Linked DNA regions of Mus musculus: region 1 is linked to region 2. A link is a contact called in ENCODE Hi-C or POLR2A ChIA-PET data. All regions are on one chromosome and are shown on one strand. The core of a region is the stretch at or near the end of the contact, and the rest is flanking DNA. Distances in the headings are between cores, read along the strand shown.

Region 1 (4,898 bases), core at 1,942-4,441, 42 kb after region 2:
GTAAAGGTGGAGCAAGGATAACCGAATAGGGTTTTTAAAGAAATGATGTTGGATCCCTCCCACACACTACGTATACAAACTAACTCAAAGGAAAAAAAAATCACATGTAAGACCTAGTTATAAAATTGGAAAGAAACATTGGTATAAATCTAGCAAGTTTGGATTGGATAGTTCCTTAGTGGGTGGAGGCAGCTAAGGGAGTGCAATAGCGATAGTCTGTAATGCTTTGGGAATCCCTTGGACAGTCCTGATAACTCAAAGGAGGACTTCTCATGTGTGGTGTTGGGGCTTTTGTTAAGTAATGTGTGGCTCTTGAGGGAACTATTATCAGCCCAGATGGGAAATTTTCATTTAAACTATGTATTTATATTTAGACACCAGCTTACATGTATTGTTGGCAGTTTTAGGTAGATACTAGTGTGATTCCTTTTCAGACATCCTTATTGTTATTTTACTTTCCTCCCTCCTGAATTATCCTTTTCCTCCTTCCCTAATTGAAGTCCTCTCGTTTTTCCCATTTCCTTTGTCAGAGCACCTGCACCCTGCTATTCCATTCTGTCTTGCTCTCCCTCCCACCTTCAGGAATGGCCACTTTTTACTTTCCTAGTTTGGAGAGTAGTATAGAAAACCACAACTTGTCAACGTGCAAAGTTGTGGAGCCCAGTCCCAACTGATAAGTTTCTAACAGAACTCCTGCACCTAAGGCTCAGGGGTCACTGCAGGAGGAAGCAGAAAGATTGCCAGAGCCTGAAGAGCAGCAAGTTTGTCAAGAGATTGTGTCTCCTAGAAATGCCACAGAAGCTTCACCCATGATTTCTCACCATTATGGCTGCCTAAACATGTCCTGAACAAGGACAGCACCTACAGACATGCTTACCTGGAAATGGTGGTGCTCAAGAGACCTCAACCAAAGGCAAGGAACCACAGATGAGAGGAGTGGGGAGTGGGAGAAGTAGTCCTCCCCAGGGAGGACTCACCATCTGGTTGTCTAATGCCGAATGGCCACTCCTGAAAATATGCATACAAGTGACATTAAATAGACTGAGCAGATTGTATTTTTTATATATTAGGGATGTGTGTGTGTGTCTGTAACAACAAAGAAAAAAGAGGACACGAATTTGAAAGAGAACAAGGGGGGAAGAAACAAGGGAGAAATAATGTAATTATAGTCTCAAAAACATATTTAAAAAGTCAACTGAAAAGGGCTGGAAAGGTGGCTCAGTGGTTAAGGGATTGTCCTGTCCTTGCAGAGGACCCAAGTTCAGTTCCCAGCACCCACCCATGTGGTTTATAACCACTGTAACTCCAGCTCCCTGTGCGGGCCTCCTCAGGTACCCACTCACACACACATGTACACATAGAAGAATAAAATACATATTTAAGAAAATCAATTGAAGTAAAAAGCCAACCAGACAGATCCTAGAAAATCTAGATGTACTTCTTTCTGTAGCCAGGATTTCAAGGGGTTCTGCTGCTAAAAGGCTTCAGTCCAGATGGCTGCATATTAAAATTTAAAATGTTGTCTTTATGGAACTTATCTCTTTCAGGAGATGGGACTAAAAGGAAAACTACTGAATTATTTTTCCAAAGTGTATATAATTCTAACACTGAAAGCCTAATAAAGATTGCATAAAACTACAACACAACTTTCTTATGCATAGCTATACAAAATTGCAAATACAAGCAACAAAATTTAGTAGCACATTAATGCAAATTGTGTTTTTCCTAGAAATGTAAAAGTATTACTTTGCTGGACATTTACTTATGTAGCACATCATATTAGTATGCAGATAGTTAAGAGGCATTTGACAGAATTCAGCACATGTTGATAATTCTAAAGTCTCAATAAAGCAGTCACTAGAGAATGCTTCCTTAGCCCCAAGCTGAGGTTCTTCCTTAGAGAGGAGGCAAGTGCGCCATTTTGTTAAAGTTATGAACAAGATAAGGATATCTACATTAACCATTGTCAATTAATATTAACATAATTGGGCAAGCAGTGACATGGACATAAGTACTGGACATGATATGGTAGGAGGTAGAAAAGATAGGAGAAAGAAAAACTATTTGTAGGAAAGAAAACTAAATATCTAGAGAACCCAGAAGAACTGATAAGAAAACTATTGCAAAGAAAAATGAATTTTAGTAAAGTAGCAAGATTCTTATACAGAAGGCTGGTGACATGGTTCAACAGGGAGAAACACTTGTGTGTAGTAGCCCTGACAACCTGAGAGAAATCTTTGGGTCCCACAGAGTGGCCAGAGAGACCAGACCCCTGGGTTGTCTGTCTTCCAACCTCTTCCTCCTAGCTATGGCAGTATCTCCAGTTTTAGTCTTGCACTAATTTACATTCCCATCAATAGTCTGTTCGTCTCCCTCCCGTCCCCTCCCCTCCCCTCCCCTCCCCTCCCCTCCCCTCCCCTCCCCTCCCCTCCCCTCCCCTCCCCTCCCCTCCCCTCCCTTCCCCTTCCCTCCCCTCCCCTCCCCAGCATTTGTACTTTTCAGTGTTTTGTTAATTGCCATTCTGAGGGGTGAGGTGATATCTCATTGTGGTTTGGCTTTACAGTTCCCTAGTAAGCAGTGACACTGGACATATTTTCATGTTTGTCTGTCGACCATTTGTATATCTCATCTTAGAAAATGTCTGTTCAGATCATTAGCTTTTTTTTTAATCCAGAGACTTTTTAGTTGTTCAAACCCATCATATTTTCTAGATATTAATCCCTTTTCAGATACATCATTTACAAATATTTCCTCTATTCTATATTCGTCTCTTCATCTGTCGTCTCTTTCTTTGGTGCAGAAAGTCTCAGTTTGGCATAATTCCATTTGCCTATCACTGCTTTTGTTGGCTGTGCTTTTGAGATCTTAACTACCACCACCAATAACAGCAACAACAACAATGAAGACGCAAATTATTGCCTGTACTGGACTTGAAGTGTTTCAAAATCTTAGTATCTGCTAGCTCAAAATGTGAGTTTATCTGCAAGTCAGGTGTTTACAGAGATGATTGGATTTAAAACCGGTGCTGAGAGAGAGGCCTAATTGCTCTCTCTGGCTCTCTCACCCTGTGCATGCCAGGCAGGTGGCTTACCACTGGCTTATACCAGGAGAGATGCCAGGGTGTCTGTGTTCAGAGGGATGCCCCGTTAGGACATAGCAAGGGCTCTCTCTGCAAGTTAAGCTGGGAGGCTTTGGGGTGAAACCAGATTTCCAGCCCTCAGAGCCGTGAGAAAAGAAGTTGCTGACAGTGTTTATCTTCCATGCCCTACCCCCACACCGTGTGATACTTTCTCAAGGTAGCTTCAGCAAGCTAATACAGGCACAAAAGCAGCAATGATGATGCGGTTTCTTCAGAGCCCTTATCACTGACTAAAATTAGCTTGTGCTCAGTTATGTTTGTGCTCTGTTCCTCCCAGTAGTAAGCTCCAAGGCGAGAACAGGGGCTCGTCCTTCTCATCCCCACAGCAGTCACAGCACTGAGCAAAAGTAGCTGTGTCATTAACTTACTGATTCTGTCTCTGCAGTGTCCGGGTTTTTACAGAGCCAGCGCTCTTTTTGGGACTGTAACTTCTAGCACAGAGACTAAGAAGAAATAGCTTTGCAGCAAATAAGAGGCAGAAACTCCTTGTTCTTCTCTTTTACAGGCTCTTCAGTTGATTAGGAAGGCCTTTGAGGCCATTTTGGAACAGAAAATCTGCCCTTGTTTTAGATTTATTTTATTATTTGGTTTTAAAATAACTTGGATCTAGGAAAAATGCCCTCATAGGGGAAGAAGGCAGGGTCTTCGTTTTGTTCTCTACTCTTCTGTAAGTACCCGGCATAGCAGTCTTCAGTAAATGTTTGTTAAATGAATGGGAACCCATTTTCCAAAATTCTGCTTTGTTCTAGAAATTTCCAAATTGTGTTTTGCTTACTGATACTTAGTGTAACAGCAGTTATATTATAGAGGGTAAACGGTTTTGCACCTTTTGCCCCTCATAATTGCATCAGATGCCCTCTGTCTGTTCTCACTGGGGATGGGCGGGGTGGGGGGGTGGGGGGTGGTGGTGGTGGTGGTGGTGGTGGTGGTGTGTGCATCAGATGTCCCTGGTCTGTCCTCTCTGTTGTTTGTGACCTTGACTGCCCTTATGGATGACTCAGTCTAGCTCAGTGGCTCTGCTGCCACCCCGTGTCAGCAGTGGGGTACTACACCCACTGAATGTCCATCAGGAACCCATCCCATTCTTCTGTTGGGTTGCTCTTCATGACCTGTTTGTCTAAGTGACATTTCTTTCTGAATGGTATACATGAAGAAATAAATTCTTCTGTTTAAAAGCCTTTAGAGCTGGTTTGTATTTATCAATATAAGGAATCTATGCATTTGAATAAAATACATGAAAGTTTCCATATTTTAAAACATTTATATAAAATAGTTGTTTCATTTGTCAGTTTATTAAAAATCCCATAAACGATTTATAGAGAAGAAAATAATATTTTAAAAAGCTTTAAAAAATTTAAATAAGACTTTTGTTGATTTCTGCTTTATTTGCATAGTAGATTACTAAGTGAGTTGGTTCTAACCACTCTAGTCAATGGAGGAAATTAACTTGTCTACAGGCTCCTGCATCAGCTGTTTGAAATAGCAGTAGCCACAATATCAGTGACTGATGTGCAGAAGCCAGTTTAGAAAAGCGTTCTGAAACCATTGTTAAAAACTAGCTGATATTAAAATCATTTTAACTTGTTTTAAAGAGGTCAGGCAGTAGAGACGGCTCAGCAGTTAAGGGCACTCTTGCAGAGGACCTGGGTTTGGTTCCCAGCACTCGTGTTGGACCACACACCTACTGGACCAACACACATACTGAACCAATAAGTGAGCTCATGTTGAGCCCACACCCACCTGAACTCTAACTCAGGGA
Region 2 (5,081 bases), core at 2,042-4,541:
TGCTGTTCAAACCAATGCATTGTTGGTCTCAAGTCTTCGCTGATCTTCACTTCATTGTGAGAGGTATGGCAGAAAACCTCTCCTAGTGTCTCTGTTGGTCCTGGTCACTCCCGTTGCCAATTTGGAGGAGGCCTGGCTATGTCTGCTAGGCAGTGCCGTCACTGCTGGTTTACTGCCGGTGTATCTGTGAAGTGTTCTCGAGTGGATAGAGCTACAACTGCTGACTCCTGAGAACCGAACTGCTGATTTCCTGACAACGCAGCTGAGATTTGCTCCAAAGAACAATTCTGTTTAGGTCCACTTCCCCGTATCCTAATAACCTTTCTTTCCCACTACCTCTGATGGGTGGTGGGCTAGAAGGGAGGTTAAAGTATTTAAGAATCCATATTAAAAGTAGATTTGAAAAAAAAATAAGCGTACATTAACCAAGTTGGAAAATTAAATACTTAAAATAGGCTCCAGTGAGGCTAGGTACTGTAAATATGGGTAAGTTGTGTCTCTTGTCTTCAAAGTTGGAGAGGGAGTAGTTTTTTTGTTTTTTTGTTTTTTTGAGATAGGGTTTTTCTGTGTAGCCTTGGCTGTCCTGGAACTCACTCTGTAGAGCAGGCTGGCCTTGAACTCAAAAATCTGCCTGCCTCTGCCTCTCAAGTGCTGGAATTAAAGGCATGCACCACCACTGCCTGGTCTTTCTTTCTTTTTTACTACCTGCCCTGCAGTATTTTTTTTTTTTTAATTTGGCTTTTTGTTATAGGGTCTTAGACTATTGCGCAGGCAGACCTTGAACTTTCAGAAATCTTCATCCCAGCCTCCCAATGCTGTGACTATAGGTGTGAATGCTAAACCTAGATCAACAGTGTATTAACTACCTAAGGTCCAAGCCTTTTGGTTGTAGTTTCTTTTTATTGGTGCTGGGGATTGGACCTAGGCTTTTATGAATGGTAAGCATGTACCTTTTACAGTTGAGTAAAATCTCCATCATCATGCTGACCTTGAACTCACTGCTGTATGAGGGTGACCTTGAACTCCTGATCCTCCTGCCTCCATCTCCCAACTTCCTCACCTGATTTGATGGTATTGTTTTAAATTTTCAAGAAGAACTCAAAGGAGTACAAACTAATATGATTTAGAATAACTAAAATGAAATACTTTATTAGTTTAGTAGAATGTACAAAATGTTAGGAGGGGAGTTACAGAGAAATTTGCTTAACTTTTAAATGTTAACTAGGTCTATGAACAAATGCTTATGTAAGGATTCCATTTTTTTACCATGTGCTGCCAATACTTTTATTGATACAAAAATATAAAGCAAGAGGAAAATCTGTCTTACAGTAAGTTCATTGAATCTGAGTGGCTTGGAAAAGTCATTGAGAACACTAGCTTGTTTTCATTTTTAAGACCTATATTATTTCAGATTAGATGTCAGTGTGTGCACCTGAAGTTCTAGAAACTCATGAAGGCTGAACAGAAGCATCACTTGAGCCCAGGAATTTAAGACCAGTCTGAGCACCTAAAGAGAATCCTTCCTCATACAAAACACTAAAGCAAAGACACAAACTACAAGCTACAGGTGCGTGCGCACACACGCACACACACACACACATCTCTCACACACAATTCCAGTCAGAATGTCCCAGTGTATAGAACAACGTTACTGGCTGGAAATGTATGTGGTAGAAACAAGTAAATAAAATAAAAGCACTATAAACATTTTGAAAACTTTGCCTATGGGACCATTGAAGAGGAGGTAAAGATAAGGGGCAGGCAATGCTCAGGGTCACCTTCCATCAGGAAGGGACAGTTCTCTTCCTTCCCATACTTGCTACAAAGTCCTTCATCTTCAGGGAGAGTAAGGGGAACACACAGAATGTAAATATTAATATAAAATAAATAAAATATTAATATAAAATAAATAAAATATTAATATAAATTACTCTTCCATATTTTGGGGTGATTAATTTACTGTATGCTTGAGTTCATCTTGGAAGTCTTTCTTTTCTTTCTTTTCCTTTCTTTCTTTCTCTTTCTTTTTGTTTTATTGTTTTGTTTTTGTTTTTGTTTTTGTTTTTTTGAGACAGGGTTTCTCTGTGTAGCCCTGGCTGTCCTGGAACTCACTCTGTAGACCAGGCTGGCCTCGAACTCAGAAATCTGCCTGCCTCTGCCTCCTGAGTGCTGGGGAAATTTGCTTGATATGCACCATTTTCTGATTATTCAAATTGTAGTTAGACACTTCATCAAATCTTTATTGCCTATAGAAAAAAATATTTTAATGAAGAGTACAGTTGGCCTGCTTTGAGGGTTCATTCACTGAGATTACAGAACTTCGATGAATAAAAACTAATAATAAAAAATAAAATACTGAGATGTAAAGTGAATAAATAACTATATTAAAGAAAAATCAAGACAAAACAAAGGCCTCTACATTTAGTTACTTTTACAAAAATATTTAAATAAGTACACATATACCATGAAATTATCATTAAAGATTAAAACTAGATATTAATTTGAGTCACATTGTTAGACATTTCAAAACTGTTGGGTTTTTTTTGTTTGTTTGTTTGTTTGTTTGTTTTGGGGGGGTTTCATTTAAGGGAGAATCTTAGTATTCTGAGCTTATCCATCAAATAACAAAACACGCGATAGCCAAGTTTCTCAGTACTCAAAATTCTCATCGGAAGGTCATGCCAAATTGCACCATCAACATACAAAATGTGTGTATCCCTGAGAACAGACCGTCAATTTATTTGTTGCTATGAGAACACTATTTTGTATCAGAAATTGCAGCCTTGGCGACGCAGTGTTTGCGCCTATTTTGCACATGTTTTTCTACAGCAAGTCCTCTCTCTCTCTCTCTCTCTCTCTCTCTCTCTCTCTCTCTCTCTCTCTCTCTGCGATCCCGGGGAAAGGCTGGGCTTCCTCCTGCACTGGCCCATGTCCGTTTTCGCTCCAGTTCCGTGACTGGCAGAGTGGCTCCGCTCAGGAGAGGGTGACGCCAGAGAGCCACAAGGCCTGGCTCGGGTGGGGTTGGGGTGGGCGGACGCTTTTCGGGGAGGGACCGTGTAAGGGGCCGCCAGGTCTGCGCCCGGTTCTGGGGCGCACCTGAGACGGCCGGGAAAAAAAAAAGCTGAATAAAATAAGTAATTAAAGAAATGAATAAAGAAATAAGCAAGGCACACTACGTCCTTGACAGTCACAATCAGGCCCAGGCGGGTTCCGGAGCCTTGTTAATAAATGACGCCCCTAGGCCCAAAGAACGCGGGCCTCGGTTCTGGTGGGGGCGGGGATCGGGGGGCCACCGTGCATCCAGGGGCTTTCTCCGCCCGCGGGGTCCCGCAGGGTTCGTGCTGGATGTCTCCCGGGCGACCGGCTCCGCACCAAGATGGCGGAGGAAAGGGACGCGGAAGGGACAGGTAGGACCCTGCCTGGGGTGCCACGACGTCGCCTCTGCGCCTGAGGAAGCGCCCCCCGGCCAACATCTTGAGCCCCTCGGCGTGGCGACAGTGGGCTGAAAAGCGGCGCCAGCCCGCGTCCCCACCGTCCGCCCTCCCGTCCCCTCGAGAGGTCTGCGCGGGCTGTTGTAGCCCCCGCCGGGGAGGTTCATAATGGCGTCCTTGTCCCTGGCACCTCCCCTCCCCGTGAGGGCGCCAGCCGCGGTCTGGGTGGGCTGTGGGTAACCCGGAGGGCGGCCTCATGGAGGACTGGAGCTGCGACTAGAACCTGGCGGGATCCTCTGCGGCTGTGCCGAAACCCCGCCCAGCCCGGCCCAACCCGGCCCCAGCCGCCTCCATTTTGCCTCCTCCTCCGCCAGGCGGAGCGCAGCCTCCAGGTCAGACTGGGCCCTAGCGGCCCGGGTCGCGCTAGAGCCTTGCATAAGGAACACGCACTTTAATCACTTTAAAGAAAACCCAGCCGGGACTTGTCGGGCCGCCCAGACCGGCCGGGTACCCGAGAGGCCTCAGGGGACCCGAAAAACTAATGTTTCATGTTGAACTGCAAGACCTTTTGAATTGTTGCTAACCCAGCCGAATGACTTAAAATCGGATCTGTGACTCAACAGCCATTACGTGATAAATTGACAACATCACCGCTAAATAAATAGTCAAGCAAGCCCTAAAATAGTAAATGGCAAACATTGCAAAAAAAGTGAAAGTAACACTCCATCTTTGCTGACTCTCTCCCCTCCCTCTTGTATTCCCCCACCCCCACCCCCACCCTCTGGTTTGGAACACAGTAGTTAGGTTAACAACTAATATTTACACGAGTTGTTTAGTCCATTGTCATGGTGATTACAGGAACCCAGCAGGGAAACTTGAGACCCTAGATTTTTTTTTTTTTTTTTTTTTTGGTTTTGGCTGTCCTGGAACTCACTTTGTAGACCTGGCTGGCCTCGAACTCAGAAATCCGCCTGCTTCTGCCTCCGGAGTGCTGGGATTAAAGGCGTGCGCCACCACTCCTGGCAGCTAGAGATCTTATTGATGACCTGTGATTTATAGATGGTAAAATTAATCTCAGAAGTCGGCATTGTAGTATAGAGTTTTAACTCTACTAAGGTATCAAGATTTTTGTGGTGCTATTTTAGAAATGGAAGGTTTTATTCTACTTTTTTGTTGTTGTTTTTACAAAGAATATGAAGTTAGAGGGCAGGGAGTGTCGGTGAGGTGTTGGGGGAAGGGAAAGAATATGATCAAAATATGTTGTATAAAAAATGTTTTAGGTGAGTCGGGGGTGGTGGTGCACACCTTTAATCCCAGCACTTGGGAGGCAGAGGCAGGCAGATTTCTGAGTTCGAGGCCAGCCTGGTCCTACAAAGTAAGTTCCAGGACAACAAGGGCTACACAGAGAAACCCTGTCTCAAAAAAAAAAAAAAAAAAAAGTTTTAGGTAAAAAAAAAAAAAAAGCTTCCCCAGAAAGTATTTTTTTTTTTTTAGTTATACTTTTATTACCCCCCTCAAAAAAAGTAAAGGAGAAAATCATTAGGGGATGAATTATTTTTTAAATTAATTTACCTTATGTGTATTGGTGTATTGCCTTTGTGTATGTCCTTGTGAGGGTGTCGGATCCCCCAGAACTGGAGTTGCAGATGG

What was found. Hi-C counts contacts between places; a loop is a spot of excess contacts on that map. ChIA-PET counts read pairs that join two places held with the same protein, here RNA polymerase II (POLR2A).
Region 1: a loop to region 2 is called in a map of heart, with 8 times the contacts of the local background. The contact joins the enhancer-like site here to the promoter of Efcab2 in region 2. A Hi-C loop is called at or near these places in 14 of 37 maps with a recorded cell type or tissue (adrenal gland, gastrocnemius, heart and 2 more). POLR2A ChIA-PET finds 5 or more read pairs at or near these places in 3 of 5 experiments (Patski and embryonic stem cell).

Annotation. Positions count from the first base shown.
Region 1 is chr1:178,445,223-178,450,120 of GRCm38, forward strand. The region is part of intron 2 of Efcab2 (EF-hand calcium binding domain 2); the gene reads left to right. Among named protein-coding and RNA genes, the nearest start is that of Efcab2, 42 kb to the left of the region's middle. Within about 2 kb of position 3,192, at least 3 of the 3 ENCODE cell types and tissues checked have a DNase peak (open chromatin) inside an H3K27ac peak, as active enhancers do; they include gastrocnemius, heart and left cerebral cortex, where a contact is called at or near this core.
Region 2 is chr1:178,402,727-178,407,807 of GRCm38, forward strand. It overlaps Efcab2 (EF-hand calcium binding domain 2), which reads left to right and starts at 3,292. Exons shown (of 7, transcript NM_026626.3): 1 at 3,292-3,407. The coding sequence starts at 3,377.